3 separate regions of the Mus musculus genome follow, and all the other regions are linked to region 2. A link is a loop called in an ENCODE intact Hi-C map of the cell type or tissue named here. Cell type or tissue: left cerebral cortex. All regions are shown on one strand.

Region 1 (8,000 bases), 64 kb after region 2:
ACTCTCAGTCCTCATCCACTCACAGCAGGCCACGTCACCTCACCAGGCACGCAGCTTCAGCCAATCAGGGCGGCAGGGGCATGTCTCCACCAAATATGGACTTGTTTAAACCGCCAGCATCATGGTGCACCTGTGCAGCTCTCACGATGGTCATGGCTATTTTCAGGTGTATGAGGAAGTCAGGTGCAAGTCATAAGACTTAGCTGCAGTCCCGGGAGCCAACTTGGGACTGCTGCCACACCCGCTCCTCACAGAATTGAATTAAAATGAATGCACTCCACACCCAAGGTTATGGAACATGCAGAAGTTGGTTCTAAAAGGCAAGTTCATAGCACTAAATACCTAATAAAAAATTGAAGAGATATTATACTAGTAACTTAAAATAACACCTTAAAGTTCAGGAATAGAAGGAAGAAATCCTACCCCAAAGGAGTAGACAAGAAATAAAGCCAAGAATAAAATAAAGTAGAAACAAACAAACAAAACACGAATCAATGAAACAAAGAGTTGACTCTTTTGAGAAAATTAATAAGATTGACAAATCCTTATCCGAATTAGCTAAAAGATGAAGAGAGAGTATCTAAATTAAATAAAATTAGAAATGAGAAGGGGGATCTAACAGCAGACTCTGAGGAAATCCGGAGAATCATAAGGACATACTTTAAAAACCTATGCTCCACCAACTTGGAAAATCTAAAAGAAATGGATAGTTTTCTTTACAGGTACCACTATCCTTTTTTTTTAACCCCAAAATATTCTTTTTATTAAGAAGAAAACTCAAAAGCTAACATCTAACAGGTTTGTCAATTCACCATTAATTCACCTTTTAATTGTAGGCAGTTGGTACCTTTAAAAGACCTATACTTGTCATGTCCTGCTTATGGACAACCTGGACAGTCTGTGACTATTCTATTATTATTATTATTATTGCTTATTTTATTTATTTACATTTCAAATGTTATCCACTTTCCCGTTTTCCTCTCTGAGAACCCCCATCTCACCCTTCCTCCCCCTGCCTCTACTAGGGTTCTCTCTGCTGACCCACCCACTCTCACCCCACCGCCCTAGCATTCCCCTATGCTGGGGTATCAAACCTTCACAGGACCAAAGGCCTCCCCTCTCATTGATGCCAGGCAAGGCCTTCCTCTGCTACATATGCAGCTAGAGCCATAGTTCCCTCCATGTGTACTCTTTGGTTGGTAGTTTAGTCCTGGCAGCTCTGGGGGGTCTGGTTGGTTGATATTATTGTTCTTCCTATGGGGTTGCAAACCCCTTCAGCTCCTTCAATTCTTAAATAAAGATTTGATAAGTAACTTAAACAAACTCATAACCCCTTGTAAAATAGAAGCAGACATTAAAGGTCTCTCAACAACAACAAAGCCCAAGGCCAGATGGTTTTAGTGCAGAATTCTATCAGACTTTCAAAGAAGAGCGAATGCAAATGCTCCTCAGATTATTTCACATAGGGATAAACCACCCCTCCCAGGCAGTCTCTAAGCCCGTCAGCTAGAGTAGTGAGTAGGTGCCTTCTTCACTAAGTGCCATGAAAGTTCCTGACACCAAACAGACCACACATATTCTGCTGGGGACAGCTGTGCTGCCTATGATAGGAAAGCAGTGCTGAGCAGTCAGAGTGCCTGATGCACAGAGCATGCTGGGACAGCTGTGTGCTTTGTACTCTTGCAGATCACTAGGCCCTAGAAAATAGGTTTTATGACTACACCATGGCAGCAAGTAAATGAAGGTACTGTTGAGTTATTTGTCTCGAGTCACACAGCCAAATAGGTCATGGAGTTTGTGCTTGGGAGAACTTCAGGAAGCTGATTCAGAGCTGGAGGCCGTTCAGCTACCCTTCAGCCAGTATAACTCTATGTTCTGCTGAGAAGGATGATTTCCTGCCAGCCTGTCCCATCTATCAAATGAACAGGAAAAGGATGGCAGCCAGTCAGTTCTGTTTGTTCTGAATATAAGGCACCACGTTGAAGCAGAAACTTAAATACACAGTAAGGAGCCATGAAGACTTCAAACAGATGCCAGCAGAAAGACTTGGACAGGCACGGCCATAATTATCCCTGATCATGCTTACTAAGTTCTGTGTGTTCTGTTAAATATAGAGGGGTTGGCTTCAGGCTGAGAAGACAAAGAAGAAACAGATTGGAAAGTTCCTTATCATTAGGGTGGAGAAGTAGGACCACTATGCAAGGTTGTCCTCTGTCCTCTACATGCACACCATGAGATGTATATGGCAGCACACACACACACACACACACCCCATTACAATAAATAAAGAAGAAGAAATGTTCTTTTTGAGGAGCTTTCAAAAAGATGGGAGAAATGAGAAGTATAATTTTGACCAAGTGCAGGTAAACCATACAAGTCCAGGTGACTATGGGGGACTGCACTGGCAAACGGAGCGATAAGAAGGCTCGTAGGCAATCTTAAAGGACTTGATGGTTTCCTAGGGGTAACCACAAGGACTCTTGTCCCTAGCAAGATAACAGGTGTATTTCAATAGTTCTTAGAGTTGGTAAAAATTATTGCTGGAAAAAAGAAAAGCCCCTGTGGTCAGAAAATTTTGTCTGAGCTCTGCTGCATTAAGTCCATGTGGTCAAGATGCGCTTGAGGGTGTTAGATGTGGTGACAAGGAAAATACTACATGTTGCTGCCTTATTTGAGATGAGTGGGTAAACTTTGAGTGATGAGCTGAGCCCCAGGCTGATCAGCCCCTAGACACCAGACTTCAGAGCCGGAAGTCAGGCTGCACAAAGCGGGTGGAGGTAGAATCCGAGGGAGGAGGAAGACAGGAGGAGCCGTCTAGGCAAAGCCAGGAGGGGCTGTGTGACACCTGCAGTCCCACACTAGTACTTGAACTGCTCCCACACAGACTACATTGCCATTCCCGTCATGCCTCGGCTTCAAGAAGCACACCAGACTGACGCCAGCAAGCTCTTTTGGTGCTGTTGCCTTGGATCCCAGCCAGTGTTGTGGAGACCATTCTGCAAGAACTCGGAAGCACTTTCGGTCTTCCTGGAAGCTGCAGCAGCCCACTTTAGTCCGTGTACCACCTGTAAGGCCAGGGAGTTAATTCATGCTACCAGAGCCTGGAGGAGAATTCTCTGTTGTGAGAAATTCCCAGAGGGACTCTGTAGTTTCTTGCATATCCTTCCAGAGGAGAGATCACTGCTTATGAAGCAGCCTGGATATGATTTATAAAGGTCAGAAGACATACACGTAATGTACACATGGTTTTATTGAGACTCAGTGAGGTAATGACTATGGGGCGTCTATGGATTGAGGAAACTAATATCTGCTGATAGCAAAGGTATGGGGAATATTCATAGAATCTAATTAGAAGAAGGAACCAACACTAAGAGATTTTATAATGACATTCTGTCCACTGTACCAGTTTCTGCGTGGCACAAGCAAATTCTAGCTGAGGCTAATTTTGGACTTGTAAACAAGGACACCTGTGCTACCAGCTGCAAAGCTTTATGTTATAGCTTGACTATGAAATACTCCCAACAGGTTCATAGAGTGTGAGCTTGATTGCTAGATAAAAGGCTTTTGGGACACGACTGCCTCCTGAGAAAACTGACCTAATTGGTGGAGTTGCTTCCCTCAATGAATAGATAACATGGTGGTATTGTAGCTGGTGGGTCTAGTCAGAGGAAATACATTGTAGTGATGGAAATACCTCTAGGAACTGTCATTCGGGGACTGCACCTGCCCTAGTGTCATATACTCCCTTCTCTCTGCTTTCTGTTTAGCACGATGGAGAGGAGAGCCCGGGGCACACAATGTCACAATCATGATTTTCTACCCAATCACACAAGGTCAGTCCACCACGGAGTGAACCCTCAACAAAGGTGAGCGAAAAATGAATCTCCTCTTCTTTTGAATTGTTCTGTGTGATGTTTGACCACAGCACCAAATGCTTAGTACCCTCGGAAATAGAGTAACCACTCCTATAAGAGTAATGGTCATTGTTTCTGGCACTTGTGACCATGTGAAATGAGTCAACACACTGAAGCGGTCTTGGTATAAAGCCAGGAGCCAGGAGCAGTCAGGAGCAATTGGTACCAATGCTGCAGTTATCACGGCTGCTGCTCTGGGTGGGCAGCAGGAGAGCCTGCCTGTGCTACAAGGATTCTAGCTTGTGAAACGCCTGCTGTCACTCAGAAGCGCGCCACCCACACGGACTTAAGCTTCTGCAAGCCCCTGAGGTCTCCTCCCTGTTCACGCATCCGCATCCCACCTCTAAGCACAATGTGGAGTTGTGCTTTCTTAGTTGTACGAATAGCTACTCATTACACGAATAGTATTATCTCTCTTATGTTCTCAGTGAGTTTTAAGTCCATTCACATCCATTATCGTCTTCCTACTTTTCTATCTGCACTGCCAGAGTCAAGTAAACTGAACTTAGCCTACAGAGCTTTTGATTGTGAATTGTCTGTCCTGCACCAACAACCTTCCAAAATTCTTATTTTTGTACCACTGAAACATCTCCTTATTTCCTTTGAGCTCCCTTCCATTGCTAAGAGAACAACATAATTGTGGATTTAAAGTAACTTGCAGAAGAAGTCACAGCAGGCAGGCAAATGCTACTGTTTCTGAACCTGGCATTCTCAGACTTGAAGAAGGAACAGTATCAGCAGCTCAGTCTCTAATTACAGGAAGCCCAGACATTATAGGGAACACAGAGTGATGATAAGTCTTGGTTCCGCATCCGTTTCTGCCATTCTCTGCTCTGTAAAATTGGGCACTTACATTTCTTAATGTCACTTGACTCCTCTGTAACGTGGTGATAACAACGTAACTTCTGTGTGCTCTTGAGGATGTTAAATGAGATAATTCAAATGCACACTAGCAAGCTGGCCTTTTGAAACATCAACAAATTATTTTAACTTTCACCTGTAACAAATACACATATTTGAACTTCGGATAGTAACAACACTTCCTTCATATCTTTGCTTCATTGCCTACGTGGATAATAAAATGAGTTTTGTTCTAAACTTTCTCCTGTTATGTGTAGCTCTGGCTTGCCTTCTTTATGTGATCTGTTTGATCATGTGTGACTAGGAAAAGACCAACAGAGTCTTTATCTCCCCTCTGCCACTCAATACAAACTGGCAGGCAAACGCTAACTTCTGTATTATGTGTGCAGACAAGGGCTGTACTAACCGTGCCCTGACCTGCTTCCCAGTATTCCTTTTAATCTCCAAGGGGAAAAATTTGCCCCCTCGCAGTTTACCCTTTCTCCCCTCTTTATTTCACCCCCCAAGATGAAATAAAAATTGTTAACTTTAATGTTCTCTTAAAAACACTGTATAAATCACATTAGGAAAGGAAGAAAGGAAAGAAAGTAAGGGAGGGAAGAAGAGAAGAAAGGGAAAGGAAGGAAGGAAAGGGTAAGACAGGGGAGGGGAGGGGAGGGAGATGTCTGTCTCTAAGAAGTGGCTGGTAAGCAGGATACCCAGAGAAGGTCTATCTGTGTGCACAAGCATATAATTTCAGGAATGCTCATTACTTGAAGATGACCCTTAACTTTAGTGGGGGCAATTTTTGTGCTCTCAAAAGTCACCTAATTACTGAAATACAAGTAGCTTCTGAACTGACGTGATGAAGAAGAAATTAAGAGTATTACCCATGAAGCACTTGTAAGTAGAGAGACAGGAGCTATTTTCACTTATGCAGTACTGGAGGAATCTGCAGTGGATGTGAGCTAGTCGCTGCACATATAAGTCCCTCTGAAGAGCAGAGAAGTAACTACCTGGTTGGGCTGAAGGAGTTTGCATAGTAAGTGTGACTCCTTACTGTCTCAGGCATGAAAACACTAAAAGATGACCAATTTCAATAAAGATGACCTGAATGTCTACTCAATTCCCACCATAAGGTCTACAAGATGTAAATGGGCTGATCAGCCTGGCAGTATTCTTCCCTTGCGGCCTCTCCCATACTTGGGGTTTCTTCCTTTCCCTAATAATTCAATTTTCATAGCTGCTCCCTCCTGGCTCACATTCCACTATTATCCTTGGGGTGAAACAAAGAAATCAGATGCTACTGGCTTGGGTAGTGGCAATTAACTGTTCAGACCTCTAGTACTCCAAGTTAGGGATACCAGGATCCAGGAAAGCCCCGCCGAACTCCCAAAACTCACATGAGCTTTAAAAAATTGTATTGGAGCCAAAAGTGGACTTGAAACCCCACTTTCCTCTGAGTACTTTAGAGTGGTCTTTGGAAATCTCATACAAATGATGTTTGTTTGTTTGTTTGTTTGTTTGTTTTACTTGGGATATGTGATTTTGGTATGTGTATGTATTTTGTTTGCTTTGTTATTATTGTTTGTTTGTTTGTCTGTTTTTTTGAGACAAAGTCTTGCAAGGGTATCCAGGGTTGTTTCTGATTTGCTCTGAGTTCAAGATGCCCTTGAACTCTTAGCAATCTTCTAGCTTCACCTGTTGAGTATTTGATTACAGATGTTCATCATGGCACCTACCTCTTATTGTTGGTATTTTTATAATTCATGCTAAGTGTCTTCTTTACCTTTTTATTGCAATGAAAAAAATTTCATGACCAAGGAAACTTATAAGAGAAAGCATTTGGTTTGTGTCTCATAGTTTCAGAGGAATCATAATGGTGGGAGTCATAGCAGCAGGTAGTCAGGCTTGATGCTAAACAATAACTAAGACCCTACATTGTGAGCATAAGTGTGAGGCGTTGGGAGGTAGCACTAAGGGTGTATGTGTGTGTGTGTGTGTGGGTGAAACCTCAAAATCCCACCCCAGGTGACCATACCTCCTCCAACAAGGCCACACCTCCTAATCCTTCCCAAACTGTTCCACAAGCTGCACACCAATTTTCAAACATATAAGCTCACAGATGTACTTCTTATTCAAACCACCACACTAAGGAAATTAAAGTTTTAAAATATAAATCAACCTTATAAATCATATCATTGGTATTAAACTCAATATTGTGTCTATCATTCAAACTTAATAGTACATTCAGAATAAGATTAAATATAGTTGATGTTTTTGCATCAAGAAGATAAGCATATTGTCTGAAAGTTTCTAATAGCCGGTTGTTCATTCTTACTAGAAGAGTGATGAGAGCTGGTCTGGTGTACAGAAACCCTTTTAATCTCTAATTTTGCTTATTTCTGACTTCTCCTTCTTTCTTTTTGGAAGCTTGGTTGAAGGTTTATCAATTTTATAAACTCTGTTTAGTTGATTTTGTGTATTGTTTTCTTAGTCTCTATTTCATCAATTTCTTCACTAATTTTTCTTATTCTTTAGTAGGTTTGGAATTGGCTGCTTCTTTTTTTAGGAGAACCTTGATGTATGCATTCATCAGATTGTTTATTTTAAATCTCTCATACTTTTTAAAACTGAGAAAAATTAATGCTATATTCTTTCCTCTTAGGAATGCCCTGGCTGTGTCCCAAAGGTTCTGGTAGGAACAGATTCTCATTTTCATTTTTCTCTAGAAATTTTTAAAATTTCTCTCTGATTTCTTGAATTGCCAGTTGTACATTCATAAGTTTACTGATTCATTTCCAGTTATGTTTAGAGTTCCCTTAGACTCTCTTGTTGTTCTCTACTTTAATTTCATTGTGATCAGACAGGACATAAGCTATTATTTCAGTATTTGATATTTGTTGATTCTTGATTTGTGTTCTGTGTTACAATCAGTTTTGAACAAGTTTCCATTTACCACTGGGAGAAAATGTGTACTCCCTATCTATAGTTATTATTATCTGTTATCCCTATTATCTGTTTAGTCCATATTTGTTAGCTCCAGTGATCCACAGTGTATTTTAGCTCTTATGTTTCTTTGCTCATTTTAGTTTGAAAGGCATATTTAACAATGAGAGTGGAATACAGTAATCCTTCATTATTATTGTGTCAGGACATTTTTGGCCTTATATGCCTTTTATAAATCCAATGATATGCAGAATGTCACTCGAGACTACTTTGGAAATTTACACACACACACACACA
Region 2 (8,000 bases):
CAATGCACTTACACTACACGTATCTACAATGCAACCATAGGCATATAGCTGGTATTCTTATAAACTCCAGAAGCAGTATCTCTTTGTCTATAATGTAGATAAATTATTTTACCCATAATGTCATGAGAGAAGATGGTGAGCTCAAAATTGAAAGTGCCTATTATTCACAAGTACACTCCCTATCACCCAGGGCCCTAACCCTCTCTGTCCTTACCTCCCCTTCTACATCAGAATTCAAATGAGATGGGGAGGAAGGTGACTTAGGGCATTTCTGTAGTTTGTAGTTGCAGAAATCAATTTTCTTTTCAAAGTGGGTGGAGCTATGAGCTTTAAGCTTAGGAGGCGGGCTTCACCTATTCTCCAAAACTTTTAGTCTACATAATCTCACTTGAGCATCATTTTAAAAATATATTTATTTCTTCTGGAAAAAGTTTTTTTAACCATCAATTAATCATTAAATATTAATAGATTATTAAAAAAAAAGCCAATTTCTTCTCCCAAACAGCTAACTGCTCATCAAAGGAAAAGAACCTGTACAAGAAGCAGAAATACTCCACGCTAAAACTCTTAATGTGCCCTGCCCCTCAGCACTTGCACAGTGTGGGAGAGCTGGCCCCAGGGAACGAGTGCGCTTTCCAGCTGCCTCAGGCAGGAGAAGTGGTGCCACCCCCTCACCTAGGCAAAGCAGGAGAGCTGCTGGCTGGATGAACAATTCAGCTACCATTCAGGTCCAGATCCAGGGCTTTTAATGGGCCCGCCCCAATATCTGCCCCATCTATGAACTGCTTGAGCACATGGAGGGGTGGGTCCTGCAGATCCAAGGCTGCAGACACAGGGCAACAACAGGATATGCATGATGAGCCCTGGTGACGATCCAGTATTGATACTGTAGAAAAAGCCAGAAACCTCCAACCAAATCAATGACATTTGGAAGAAAAATTGATTAGGCAAAAGGGTATACTATGTGACACACCACAGCTTCTACAGAGATATTTTTTGTTTGTTTGTTTTCTTTGGGGAGGAAGTTTGCAAGGGCAGAGGGAAGATATAGAAGGATGGGAGATGAGTGGGATTGGAGTGCATGATGTGAAATTCATAAAGAATCAATGAGAAGTTAAAAAAAAAACTAGCTATGATGACATGTAATGTCTTTTTTCCTTTTTAATTGGATATTTTCTTTATTTATATTTTAAAAGTTATCCCTGTTCCTGGTTTCCCCTCTGAAAAACACCCTCCCCCTATTTCCTACTCCCCCTCCTGCTCATCAACCCACCCACTCCCACTTCCTGGCCCAGGCATTCCCCCACACTGGGGCATCGAGCCTTCCCAGGACCAAGGGCCTCTCCTCCCACTGATGCCCGACTAGGCCATCCTCTGCTACATATGCAGCTGGAGCATGTACTCTTTGGTTGGTGGTTTAGTCCCTGGGAGCTCTGGGGGTACTGTTTGTTTCATATTGTTGTTCCTCCTAGGGATCTGCAGACCCCTCAGCTCCTTGGGTCCTTTTTCTGGCTCCTTCATTGGGACCCTATGCTCAGTCCAATGGATGGCTGTGAGCATCCACTTCTGTATTTGTCAGGCACTGATGAAGCCATATATTATAATAAGTAAATAAAAGTTTGGCTACTTAGATCAATCTTCAAAAACCAAACAAACAAAGTTTAAAAAAAAAAACCCTCAATGTAACAGAGCATGCTTGAAATTTCAGCACTCAGGAAGCTAACTCAGTAAGAGTGTGAATTCCAGGTCTTATCTAAACAAACAAAGAAACACTTAATAATAATAATAGTAATAGTAATAAAATGGGGGCTGGAAGATAGCTCAGCCCTAACGTTCATGTCTGGCATGCAAAATACCGTATGCAAAACCAAAACAAATAAAAACACCTCACAAGCCTGGAGAACAAGGATGAGCCTGAGAGATGGGTAAACCTAAAGCGGCCAAGGACGTTGGACAGAACATGATGTTAACAAAACAGATGTGGTACAGGAAAGAAAGTAGCCCAAGCCTCATCTTTCCTTTTACATTGAGACATTGAGATGGGTAGGGAATTGCAAGTGTGATTGACTGCCAGAGAATATTATACACTTGTTTTCATTCTCTCTCTCTCTCTCTCTCTCTCTCTCTCTCTCTGAGATGGTGTCACTGGCCTGGAACTTGCGAAGTAAGTTAGGTTAACTGACCAGTGCACTCAAGGGATCCACCTATCTCTACCTCTCCAAAACAAGAATTAAAAGCACGGAATAGGACTTCAGCCTGCCTCCCCTCCCCCATCTCTCCCTCCCTCCCTCCTTACTTCCCTCCCTCCCTCCCTCCCTCCCTCCCTTCCTTCCTTCCTTCCTTCCTTCCTTCCTTCCTCCCTTTTAGTTTTCTGAGGCAAGCTCTCAGTTAGCTCCCTCTGACTTCTTACTCCCCAGTACAGATTACTACATGGCTTCCTCCAACCTTAGAAATGATCATGTATAAAACTGTTTCCATTGGAGAATTAAATTAGTAAAGGACTGGTGGTGGAACTCAGCTGGTATAGTGCCCGCCTAGCCCTGGGTTCCACCCTCAGCACCACATCAAATGGGCGCGGCGGCAGGACACATCTGCAGCTCCAGCATCCTTAGGGTTGCGGATAAGCATCAGGAACTCAAGGCCATCCTTTATACACAGGTGAGAGTATAAAACCAGCTTGGGCTACACGACCCCAGACTCAAAGATTCGAATATGAAAGGGTTAAAAAAAATCTAAAAACAAACGTGTAGGAGGTAAACTGTAAACATAGTTCGCAGTGATTATGATAACGACTAATATTTACTTAACACTTATAATGTGCTGGGCACTATCGTTCTATTAGCTCCTTCCACATTAGCTGGTCTAAAAGCTTGCTGTGGAAAAGGAAGTAGGTTTGTGGAAGGGAGCCAATCTGTGAAAATCAGGCCTCTATTACAGAATACACACACGGAAGCAGAATGCCTTAAATTTAGTGAGGTTCCTTAAAAATTTGTCAAGTAGATGAAATTAATGAGTTCACAATTTCTTGGAATTGTGAGAAGGGTAACCATACTGTTTTAAAAGGTTATTCCTATTTATACCGCTAGGGGGCATAGTTTAAAAACAAAACAAAACAAAACAGGTTGGGGAATACTACTTGCAGTGAATGCTGTTTTAAGTGTTCTGGCATTCTAGTCCATGACAGATTTTTTTTTTTTTCTAGTGCATACGATAAACAAAAATCTTTCCCACTGCAGCTCCCGCGCATGCTTCATATTCACCAAGGTTAACCTGAAACCTCACTATAAACCCAACTTATCTACCTCCAATCCTGGCAGAAGCTGGAGGAACAGCCCGAGGGCTCGCATGCTAATTGCTCTGATCGCCACCAGCGCTGAAAAGAAATACCAGGGGTAGGATGTACGTAGCTGAGTTCAAGTGCCCCAGAGGTCAGATCGCACAGGTCCACTCCCCTACCTCCTCACCGCCCCAGGCTGTGCAAGGGCGGAGGGGAAGGAGGCCAAACCGCTGTCCTGCCAACGACCCGCTCCTTCCGGCAGAGGTCTCCGTTTCAAACTTCACTCTGGCTGGGCCGGGCACAAACCTTGGTGTGGGCCTGGGCCGCCAGGAATCTTACGCGCCAGATTCAGCTACAGCAGAAGGCGAGCAAGTTGCTGGGGAAATTAAAACCGCCAAAGAGGACTCGGTCACCTAGCAGCAGGCCTGCCCACCTCGTTGGCCTGAGAGTAATGTCCAGACTCTGCGCAGGTCCCTTGAGGATACCCGCGCACGCGCCGCTCACACAGCCCGGGAAGTCACTGTTAAAACCTCTGCGCACTGGACTGAGCCTTTTGCGCGACCGGTTCCAAGAAACACTTTTCGTGACTCGATGGGAAAAAGAGCAAGAAGTTGGGAGACGGAGCAGGGTGTTATTCGGGGTTCTGTTACAAGAAGGAAGTTTTAAGGTACTAATGGAGCCATTGCTCAGAGATAGGTTGCGTAGTAAAAAGATTTTCCATTTGGAAGAAAGGGGTTCTGGGATGGCAGAGGATCGTTACGTCAAATGGTGCAACATTTTAATACAATCTACAGACATTTTCTGCATTCTTTAAATTATCCCTAGATTACTTTTAATGCTGGATATAAGGGAAACACTACACAAATAGTTGTTATGCTGCATTATTTTTGGAAATAACAAAGAAAGACTGTACATACATACACTCCTCAGAAATCTGTGAGGGATCAAATCTGTAGATATGGAATCTTCAAGTTCAGGAAAGTGGCTTCCCTTTCTCCACCTAAGGAGCTACATAAAACCGTATTAGTGGTGTTAGGTCAGATACCCTTTAAAAATATCGCATGCCTATGGTCCTAACATTCAGTACGCTGACGCGGAAGGATCCATGCTGGAGCCGTTCAGGTAGTGAGTCTGACAGCATCCCGGGTTACTCAGCAAGACCTCACCTAAAACAAAACAAATATATATGAGAGCAAGTACCTAGACTGTACACTTTCAAAGTCTCAACCACTGCAGGTGAAGTATGAAGACAGAAAAATATGGACAGAAAACGGGTAAACTGATATGTTTTCTGCTGAGTTTGACCATGACTCAGCAGTGTCTCTACCCTGCTGTCTTTCAGTCTTGAGACCCAGTATAACAGAACTGTCTCCTTATGAATTCAAAGTTCCTAATGAATGATTCACAATTTGAATTCAAAATTCAAAATAAATATTACTTAACAGCGTCTTCACAGATTAATCACACACACACACACACTGTGTGTGTGTGTGTGTGTGTGTGTGTGTGTGTGTGTGTGTGTGTGTGTGATTCTAGGAAAAGAGTCAGGCTCTGGAGATTCCCCCCAGACAGAAACTGAGGACCAGGTAACCAGCCAGGTGGCAGAACATAGAATAAAATAAATGAGTAATTAAGGTAAGAGCTAGTTGGAGAATAGAGCCAAAGCTATTGACCTCAAAATTTATTCATATATAGAAATCTCAGAGTCACTTTTTCGGGGGAATTTATGTGCCGGCAGGAAAGAAGCAGTTTCAGATAGCCATGGTTAAACTTGACGGATCAAAAAAAACATAACAAATGACACAGATGTGGGGACAGGATTTGTCGAGGGTGATTCACAAGAGTGGGAGGAAAAGACTGGGTAGTGAAAGCAATCAGAATGTTTTATACATAGTATGAAATGCTCAAAAACAAATGTAATAGAAGTTATAAAAGCTGCTTTGAGAGATAATTGAAATAGTTCTAATAAATCTGTCCAGACACCATGTAGAAACACATACATTTAAGTTCGTTTACTTATTAGTGTGATTGTATTTAAAAGTCTGCCATGATCAATGAAGGAAAATATTAAGAACAATCATTTCTGAAAGCAGAGCATCTTTTTCAGATCATGGGATGTAGTGGATTCTAGCACCTCTGTGCTTCCCTGTCAACTAAGACTTCTCCTCCTTAGCCCTGAGGGCTTCTGGAGTTCAGCCCACTCTCCTCATCCAGCGTCCAGACCCCCACCAATTTACTATGCTCCTGCAGTAGTGTTCTAGAAAAAAACTTTCACCATTTGCTAACAGATTATCTTTGCTGGTGGCATTTATTAGCTCACCCTAATACAGATATTGATTCTGAAGTGAGTTGCAGGTAATCTGATTCCAAGAAAGGAAGAGAAATTGAACTATCTAAAATAAAAATAAAGTACAAGATAGTGAAAGGACATCATAAAGTAGATATAGAAACTAATTGAAATATTAATCTATGGCTACCTGTATTGTCTTGTTTCTCTAGAGTGACAAAACTTAAGATATATATATATATATATATATATATATATATATATATATATGTATGTATATGTGTGTGTATGTATATTATACACATATATGATTTGTGATTTATGAAAATGACTTACAGGATGTGGTCCAACTAATCCAAGAGTGGATGGCTGGATGGCTATGAATTGAAAGTCCAAGAATCCAGTAGTTGCTCAGTCCTTAAGGCTGGATGTCTCCGCTGGTTTTCAGTATACACTGCAATCCTGAAGAAGTAGGCTCTAATGCCAGTGAAGGAATGGGCTTACCAAAAGACCAGAGCAAGCAGACAAAGAGCAAAAACTTCCTTCTCCCATGTTCTTATACAGGCTTCCAGAAAAAGGCATGGGCTGGATTAGGTATAGATTAAATATCTGGGTTAAAAGTATATCTTCCTATCTCAAAGATCTGGATTAGAAGTAGATCTTCTGTACTGGCTGGTTTTGGGTCAACTTGACACAGCTGGAGTTATCACAGAGAAAGGAGCTTCAGTTGAGGAAATGCCTCCATGAGATCCAACTGTAAGGCATTTTCTCAATTAGTGATCAAGGGGGAAAGGCCCCTTGTGGGTGGGGCCATCTCTGGGCTGGTAGTCTTGGGTTCTGTAAGAGAGCAGGCTGAGCAAGCCAGGGGAGGCAAGCCAGTAAAGAACATCCCTCCATGGCCTCTGCATCAGCTCCTGCTTCCTGACCTGCTTGAGTTCCAGTCCTGACTTCCTTTGGTGATGAACAGCAGTATGGAAGTGTAAGCTGAATAAACCCTTTCCTCCCCAATTTGCTTCTTGGTCAGGATGTTTGTGCAGGAATAGAAACCCTGACTAAGACATCTTCCCACTTCAAAATAGTCAGGAATCCCTCACAGGTGTGCCCTCTATTTTGTGGATTTAGTTACTCCCCACTGTAGTCACATTGACAACCAAGAATAGCCATCACAATTCCACCCCTTACAACTTGACACACAATCATGTATCCCTATATCATCACTAATTTCCAAGTGAAAACAATAAACAAACCATAATAATACCTAAACATATTATTACTATCACATACAATCACAAATATATTATATATTTGACAAGGTCATAATTATACCTAACATGATATAACTATCCCTCATACAACTACAAATGTATTATAAATTTAGACTAGGCAACACTGTCCTTTGGGGAATATATTTTTAGTGTCTCAAACTTAAATATGATATTATTGATATTGTCTTAATTGATATTATATCACATGGTAAAGAAATTGAAGAAAGAAGACACAAATATCTTTATAAGCATTCTTAACAAAATAGGAAAGAAACATTCATGTCAATTATAGAGCTTTTTTCTACAGCTTATCATGTGGCCTTAGCTAATATTTACACTGCCTTCCTCTTCTACCCTTTGTGTATGTTCTCCATCCTTGGCAAGAACTTTAGCATGTCTAAGCTCTTTTCCTGAAAGATGACCAAATGACCATACCTTCATTCATGACAGGTCTGTGCCTTTTGTCATCCTGCCTGGATTAGGCTGTTGTAGTTTCCCCACCAACTTTAATCACAGGATATGGTAGAACCAAGAGATGCCTGAAAGGATCTGGGGAACTCCAAAATAATTTTCCTACCTCCATTGTATAGAAGCAATCCAATTTATCCACGGTGATCTAGATCAATCACCCACCCTAACACTGTTATTTCTCCCATGGCCTTTTGGCCTAAGAGCAATAGAAACCCAAAGTGAGCAGGGGAAAGTCTGAGCATCCAGTTCAATGGAATGCTTGCTGTGGCTCCTGGAAGGAGCACTCCCCACTATGGTTCCAAAACTTCTATGCCAGCAGAACTTAATATCATAGGAACAAGTAGCAAAAATATTTTAAACTAAATACGCCACTAAATATTGTCTTTCTTCCTTGGTAGTGGAAGGGGTCGGGTGCAATAACTGTACTCCTAAGAATTTCACTGAGGCAGAAGGCCCTTGAATTTTGATTAGATTTATTTTCCATTCTCTGATGCTTATATGTGTTACCAATGAGTCAAAAGTGGTTGCTACCTCCTGCTCACTTGGTCCAATCAGTATACTGTCATCAATATAGTACATCAATGTGATATTTTATGGAAGAGATGATTGAGATTCCTTCTAACTAAGCCATGGCATAGGCTAGAAAGTTAATATCTCCTTGAAGAAAAACTTTAAAAGTATAGGGCTGCACTGCCAACTG
Region 3 (8,000 bases), 77 kb after region 2:
TCTGAAACCCTTTTATCTAGGCCTCCATAGTCCAAAGGCCTTCAATCCTACTGTCTTCCATGATCTACTAAGATGACCCATTAATCCCTTCTTATAGCTTTCAACCACCTTTCTAGCCATATTTCCTAAGTCTTCCACATTCCTCCAAACAAAACTATGGTCAGACCTATCACATGAGTACCCCACTCCTGGTACAATCTGCTATCTTAGTTACTGTACTATTGCTGTGAAGCGATACCATAACCAAGATACCTCTTATAAAAAAAAACATTTAATTGGGAACTTGCTTATATTTTTAGAGGGTCAGTCCATGATACCATGGTGGTAAGCAAACAGGCATAATGCTGGAAAAGTAGCTGAGATTTTTATATACTGATCTGAAGGCAGCAGGCAGACACACACACACACACACACACACACACAAGGTCTGGGGTTGGCCTAGCAACACCCATTCTTCAATAGGACATACCTTCTAATCCTTCCCAAACATTTCCACTAACTGTGTAAAAACACATTCAGATATATGAGCCTATTGGGGCTGTTCTCACTCAAACTATCACAAAATGTTTTAAGGACTGAAGGTAGGGCTTCATACATAATGAGAAAGCACTCTACCACTAAGACACATTCCCAGCCCTCTCTTTGCTTTTCATTAAGAAACAAGGTCTCATTAGTTGCCTAAGCTGCTCTTGAGCTCACGCTGTAGCTTCCACAGTTATTAAATAGGTGAACTTCCCACTCAAGACACCAAACTAAGATTACAGGCCTTGCACCCATGAAGTGCAATTGCAACAGCTCTTTCTAGTATTATTTCACAGAAAGATATAGAACTCTGCAAGATTTTGAAAGACTTGCTGTTGGATATGTATACACACACACACACAGAGAGAGAGAGAGAGAGAGAGAGAGAGAGAGAGAGAGAGAGAGAGAGAAAGAGAGAGAGAGAATAATAAATTCAGTGTAACAGAAGATGGTCAAGCTATGTTTCAGAAGTCAGTGTTCAGGGGAAAAACTGGAAGTATTTGAGAAATGAAATGTTGAAAGATGCTTTTACAATGATTGAACACTCTATTACTGATTGTCAAGGAAAATACAAATTCGGATGTAAACAAAGAAGGTGAGAACAGAAGAGGAAAAAATAAACAAATTACTTTAAAAATTTTTTTTCAAAGCCACAGCAGTTGCCACCTGTTTCAGAATCTGATATTTATCTTTCCAATAATCATCTATAAAACAAATATCCCAGAGAAATCGTACAATCACCTCAATAGATGCAGAAAAGGATTTTGACAGAATCTAACATCATATAAAAGCTTAGAAGAAAGTTGGAAAAGAAATACCTAGCAGGGAAGACACCATGATCACAAGGTAGTTTTTCTAGGAAAATGCTTACCTATTGCACACTGAATATTCTACCTCTGTGATTTCCCCAAAGTGGGAAACTTGTCTGCATAAATTGTGGTAGCTGGGGATAGCATACATTTGTACTCTCCTTTTTTAGAAAAAAAAATCTGGAAAAGAAACATACTTAAAGCTGGGAAGATGATTTGGTGGGTAATAATACTTAAAGAGTCCTAGCACCCATATAAAAAGCCAAATATGACTGCATGTGTACCTGTGACCACAGCTCTGGATAGGCAGAGAAAAGTAGATCTCTATGGCTCTATGGGAAAAGTAGTAAATTTCACAAACACAAAATAGTGGTACAAAACTAGACACTGGATGCTTGGAATAGAATAAAAGATCCAGATATAAACTCAAACAGCTACAGCTGCCTGATTTATTTTTCATATAAAGATGACAAGAATACACATCAGAAAAAGACAGCCTCTTTAGCAAATGGTGTTGAAAAAACTAGCACATATAAAATAAAGTAAATCCTTATCTTTAACTCTACATTAAAAATCATTCCCAATGTATCAAAGGCTTTAATATGTCTTGTAACTCTAAAGCTTCAAGAAGAAAGGGGAGGCACTTCAAGATAGAAACACAAGCTAGGACTTTCTGAATAGAATCTCAGTTACTCAGGAAATGAGGCTAATAATCAACAAACTGGATATTGAAAAATTAAATATCTCTTGTGCAGTAAAGGACACAGTGAAGAGACAAACAGTGAAAAAAAGAAAATCTTTGCTAGTTTTGTGTCTAACTGAAGACTAATACCTAGAATACACACACACACAAAAAAAACTAAACAAAAAGACAACCCAAATAAAAAACTGACTAATACACACACACACACACACACACACACACACACACACGAAATACACAAGCATACCTAAAATTGTTCAACTTCACTAATCGTGGGAGAAGTGAAAACTCCATGGAGATTCACACTTAACCCAGCAGGAATGTCATTCATTAAGAAACTGATAACAACACACGCTGCCCAGGGGGAAACAGTAAGGGAGGATTCATGCACTGCTTCTGCTGGGACTAGAAACTGACCCAGCCTCTATGGAAAACACTACGGAGCTTCCTACATCAATCAGCTACACTGCTCCAGGGCATATTTCTGGGAATCCACCATTCACAGTAGTCAAGTAATGTAACCAACACATGTGTCCCACAGCTGGAGGACAGAGAAGACATGGTTTACATACGCAAGGAAATATTGTTGAGCCATAAAGAATGTAGTTGTGTCATTTATAAGGTGGATGAAACTGAGGCAAAAATCACATGAAGTAAATCAAGTCAGTCCCAGAAAGATGAATATACGTCTGCCCTCATTTGTGGTTATCTACTTCTGTTTGTGGTTATCTACTTCTGTTTGTGGTTGTCAATAAATTTTATATAGTTGCATTAAAACATGTCTGAACACACTGAATGAAAAGGAAAGTTGAAGTGTCTAGAAGAAAGCAGAGCTAATGGAAAGTAGGAGGAGAGAGGTGGGGGAAGGAGGGGAATGGGGCAGAGTGGGTACACTCAACATATAACACACACCTGTAAGAAAATTATATAAACATATATGTATATAAATACCTCAAAATTGAGCTCCAGTTGTTTGTTTGTTTGTTTGTTTGCTTGCTTTTAAATTTTTCACATAGTATTAACACATGGCTGGCTAAGCTAATTCAGGCTGAGGAACTACAAATTTAAGTCTTCTTACATCTGTTCGTTAAGCCATCTTCATAATAGGAACATTTTAGAAGACCAGTATGTGGGACTGAATCATTTTTGACACTATAAAAATAGAACTCAGTACTGAGGCAAGAATAGCAGGCCTCCACACTTTGTGTAAAATTAAACCCTACTTTTAAAATCGGAGTGACTAATTTACATTTCTTTGCCTCTTGAATAGCTCTTGTTGAATTTTCAGATTTAGAACAGGTTTTCAGACCTGTTGCCACGCATTTAGCCTGCGTATAGTTGTTTAAACTATTCACGGTCCTTTCCATTTTAAACAGTACTGTTTCATTTTCCTTTAATTCAGGAGTTAGAAATAATTATACTCCTAAACAAATTCTTCCTTAAAAACATGATGCCTGTTCCTGAATCATTTGAGACTCTTAATTAGAAGTGCAGAGAGCCAGCATGTAGTTTAAATGAAGAAGGGGGCTGCATCAGTTCCTAATCTTCCTGGGAGTCACTACCTCCTATTTGTGTTTCTCTGTGTCCCAGCAGCTGAAGGTGGACTTGATCACATGACAGGAGACACACTGCCCACTCCTCACAGCATACATCCTCAGAGCTCTGCACCAGCAAACCCTGTCCTAGGTCAACAGTGCCAAATTTCACTGGAGAAATCCCACTGAAAAAGTAATGACCTCATACAGTGAACGGTGGCTGTCCCTATAACCACATAATTTAAAGGAAGCTTTGGAGGAAATAAAAGACAGGGAAAAAGAGAAGGAAAAAGGATAACTTTAATTATTGATAGAAAGTGTAAAGAGAAACATATGTAGAGGAGAAAATGCATTCTTTAAATCAGATGTACTTTCCTCCCTCAAGAAATCTGATTACAGGCTGGAGAGATGTTCAGTCAACAAACTGCTTGCAACACAGGTACAGGGACCCGAGTTAAATCCCCAGAGCCCAGGTTAAGGGGCCAGGTATGGTGGTGTGTGCTTACCCTAGGAGTGCTGGTAGGGCCAGAGACAAGCAGAACCCAGGGGCCAGACAAGACTGCATGGTAAGCTCCTGGGTAGTTAGAGACTGTTTCAAAAGTCAAGACGGCAAGAGGAGTGACACCTGAGGTTGTTCTTGGGCCTCCACATGCATGTACACAGAGGTATACACACCCACACATACAGTTGCACACACCTGAACAAGCACCAATGTTGTGTGCCTGTGTGCATGTGTGTATATGTGTGTGTTTCTCTTTCTCTCTCTCTCTCTCTCTCTCTCTCTCTCTCTCTCTCTCTCTCTCTCTCTCTCTCTCTCTCTCTCGCTGTTATGTATAAAATACTAAGGGATTAAGTGATTTTAGAATAAAGATCAAGGTTAGAAATCCATGTTTTCACATTCTGCTTTGTGACATTGAGTTAGGAAAAAAATACATGCCATGTTCCCTTTGCCAAGCATTCCCAATTGTGTTCCCAATGTAAAGCAGAAAGGAGGCCGGGGTCTGCACATGACTGTGGGCCTGCTCTGTCATCTGGATCCATTGATAACATTCCACCAACAGCTCTCAAAATGGCCCTTCTTTCTGTAGCATTTGCTGCTATTTACAGCCCCACCACAACTCCCACACTCCCAGGGCCAGCCTCATGGTTCCCTCCAGAGAAACCAGCACGGGCTAGCTGCGGCCTCTCCACCTCCTGTCTGGGCCCGGCACTCTGATGGACCTTTCCTCCAAATTTGTGGTTCTAATGCAGCCGACCATCATTCCTACAAGTTCTACAGCCAGAGATTCAAACAACCACAGATGAGAACATGGTTTTTGTTTGTTTGTTTGTTTGTTTGGTTTACTTTGTGTAACTTCTTACTGCTTCTTTGTGAATTTCCCATCATGCACTCCAATCCCACTCATCTCCCCATCCCTCTATGTCTGCCCTCTGCCCTTGCAACCTGTCCCACAAAAGGAAAAAAAAATGTGTTGTGGAATCTGTAGTGTGTCAGTGTATTCCATGGTATACCCTTTGTCCACACTTCTTTGCTTGTAAATGTCCATAGCCATGAGTTCTGGGTCTGGATTGAGGCCTCTGGCTGCTGCTACACTATCAATACTGAATCCTCACTGGGACTCCTCTCAGAGTTGCTGCCTTATGTCATCGAGTTCCTGAAACTTTGGATCTGTACAACCAGACCTTTCACATGCTCCAGCAGTTCATTGATACAGTAGATGTTGGGGTGGTCCAACTCAAAGCCTAGGTGGAAGCTGAGCTGGTCATCCCACCAGCTCTCCATACCCACACCACCAGGAAGAGCTCATCAGCACTGCCCTGGCTGGTTCATCCAATGTCTTAGCCAGTAAGAGGCAGAGGCAGCTCTCCTGCTCTCATGCCTCAAGGGCTGGCTCCCCTGCTCCCCTGTTACCAGGACCGGCTCTACTGTGCTGCCCAGGTGAGGGGCAGGGCCTGCTTTCCAGATCTCTTGACCCCAGAGCAGGTCTTCTGCCTGCCACAGGTATGGAAGGGCCTGCTCTCCTGAGTGCAGCAGCTGGTGAGGGCCAGGGCCAGCTTTCCTGACCCTGGGGCCAGCTCTCCTGCCTTGCTGCAGGTGGTGACGGGTTAGGGGGTTAGGAAGGCATCTCTCCCTTGTCCATGCTACCTTGTCATGGCAGATGAGTGGTGGGACCTCCTCTCTTATACTCGTGCCCTTGGGGCCTAATCACCTGCAATTCCTACAACCAGGGTCAGCTCCGCTGTGCTTCCTAGGTAAGGTATGGGGCTCAATTTCCTGAGCACTGCAGCTGGTAAGGAGCAGGAACAGCTCTCCTACTCTCATGTCTTTGGAGATAGCTCCTCTCCCACAATGCTCAGGAGAGGGGTGGAGCCAGCTCTGCACAATGACATCATCATGGCCCCAGGCAGCTGACCAAACTAGGTAGCAGACACCAACTCCTGCAGAGTCATGAGCAAGACTCTTGTGGCAGCACAGGCCAGGATCTCACCATGGCCTTGGATGGCATCTCTGGCTACTCACATCAGACTGTTCCTCACTACCCTCAAGCCTTGAGTTCTACCTCCCTTCATTGTGCACACATCCTTCTGCTTCTCTTTCCCTTCCATCACTCCACCACTTACTTGTTCATCATAGTGGTACCTGGGGCCTGTGGGTGCCTGGAACTATCTCAGGAGTACTATGTCTGCCCATGCCATGTGGCACTAAGCAGAGCGGTCTTCCCAGGCTTGTTCCCCACCCAGACCACGAGGCAGTCAGAGAGGTGGTTGTCTCAGGTTTGCTCCCCTGACTTTTATTTTTAAACCCACATCTATACTGAACATGTACACCCATTTTCCTTGCCATATGGAATAAACACTATTTATAACACATATACTAGCTATTATAATTGAGATGATTTAAAGCATTGGGGAAGGATAAGCACAGGGGGTTTACAAACACTGTCATTTTGTAGAGCAATGTGAACAGCCATAGATGCTAGTGTCCACAGGGGTCTTGCAAACTTCCACTCCCCTCCCTCCCCCATGGACATCAAGGGATGATTGCCATTCCAGACTTTTCCATTGGACCATTTACATCCTAACAATGGCACCCACTTTTGACTTACCAATTCCCTTATCTACCTGTGACACTTTTAGCACCGAGGTTCACAAACACTTGTTTGGGACACTCCCTATACTCAATTGTCTCTTAAAACAGTGATACTGTTTTCTCGCTGGACCTTGACTGATTCGCTATCCTTCAATGACAAGGAACCATTTACTAAACAGTCATTCATCCATGCTGTGCACTACAAAGCTGTTTTGCTTTGACAAATCAAGTGACCATAGATAAGTAGTTTAGCTCTGGACTCCTGAGCTAATTGCAGGCTTTGTTCCTGAGGCTCCACAGTCAACCTTGGCATCTGGACTACTCGTCTTCTCACCCTGTGCATCTTCTTTGACTAGGAAAGTACGGGTGCTGGCTCTTTGGGAGATGTCCTTCTGCTGTAAGGAATTACGTTCCCAAGGTGCCTTCTGGAAGAGGACTGCATGTGGCAACTTGAGATCTTGATAAATAAAAAAGGTACAGCTGGTCAGCAAGATGGCTTAGTAGGAAAAAAAAAACCTTGCTGCAGAGACTTACTGACCTGTGTAAGATCCCAGAAACCTAAGGTGATGAGGAGCCAATTCCTGAACATTGTCCTCCAACCTCCACACACAGGTCATGACAGACACACACCTGCACTCACATACTTCACATGTACAAACACACAGTTAGTAAATGAAATTTAAAGTGTTAAAGAATGCATAACTACTTTGCCAGTGCAGCACATCCGCAAAGGGCCCCTGGTTCCTGAGCTTACACCAGGTGACTAACTAAGACTGGGTCAGACCCGCACAGCAGTCCGGGTCTCTCTCCACCCAGCTTGCCTTTAGCTCTTCTCTCACAGATTGGGTCTCTACCATATACCTTGCTCCCCAATTGCTATCCTGACACATTCTTCAAGACATCCCAAACTGCAGTGCTCCATGACCTCAGAAAGCTGCATCGTCCTGGTTTGGTGAGATCATAGATTATAGGCTGTTTATGTACTGGGTAAAGGGAAGTGGATCGCCACAGCACTGTGTCTGAATCCACAAACAGCCCAAGTGTGGTTTTACTGCCAACAGTAAAGGTTAAGATCCTAAAGCTGCAGGGTGTATCCTCCAGGCTTTCCCCTGATCACTATTTGCAGAAATCCACCTGCTTTTGCTGTTTTAGTCAAAGAAGCACCTTTACATATTGATGCTTGCCACGGAGCCACTAAAAATGACTTACTCTTTGTCTGATTCAGTCATGTTGTCATCTGAGTCTATTCTGTTGTTTACTCGTTAACTTTTTAAATGCATTAGACTTATTTATTGGCCTCTTCCTGTCTCACTCTGTGCCCCTTCCCGTGTGTGTGTGTG

What was found. Hi-C counts contacts between places; a loop is a spot of excess contacts. Peaks named below come from ENCODE experiments on the same cell type or tissue, not always from the same donor. Only the 100,000 strongest peaks of a DNase experiment are listed, where the experiment ranks them.
Region 1: it touches region 2 in a loop (2.9-fold over the local background); 3 of 42 quality-filtered maps call a loop at or near these places.
Region 3: it touches region 2 in a loop (2.4-fold over the local background); 2 of 42 quality-filtered maps call a loop at or near these places.

Annotation. Positions count from the first base shown.
Region 1 is chr4:9,702,669-9,710,668 of GRCm38, reverse strand. No RefSeq gene overlaps it. Among named protein-coding and RNA genes, the nearest start is that of Gm24152, 11 kb to the right of the region's middle. In left cerebral cortex, no CTCF peak of the experiment used is centred here; DNase peaks (open chromatin) are centred at 1,913, 1,941, 2,963, 4,154 and 1 more place.
Region 2 is chr4:9,766,405-9,774,404 of GRCm38, reverse strand. It overlaps 4930412C18Rik (RIKEN cDNA 4930412C18 gene), which reads right to left and starts at 3,820. Exons shown (of 4, transcript NR_030693.1): 1 at 3,711-3,820. In left cerebral cortex, a CTCF peak has its summit at 3,085 (motif pointing right); DNase peaks (open chromatin) are centred at 3,589, 3,739, 4,441, 5,074 and 1 more place; H3K4me3 peaks cover 1,184 bases; H3K27ac peaks cover 498 bases.
Region 3 is chr4:9,689,140-9,697,139 of GRCm38, reverse strand. Gm24152 (a small nuclear RNA gene) reads left to right here and starts at 1,333; the gene lies at 1,333-1,495. In left cerebral cortex, no CTCF peak of the experiment used is centred here; DNase peaks (open chromatin) are centred at 3,245, 3,595 and 4,643.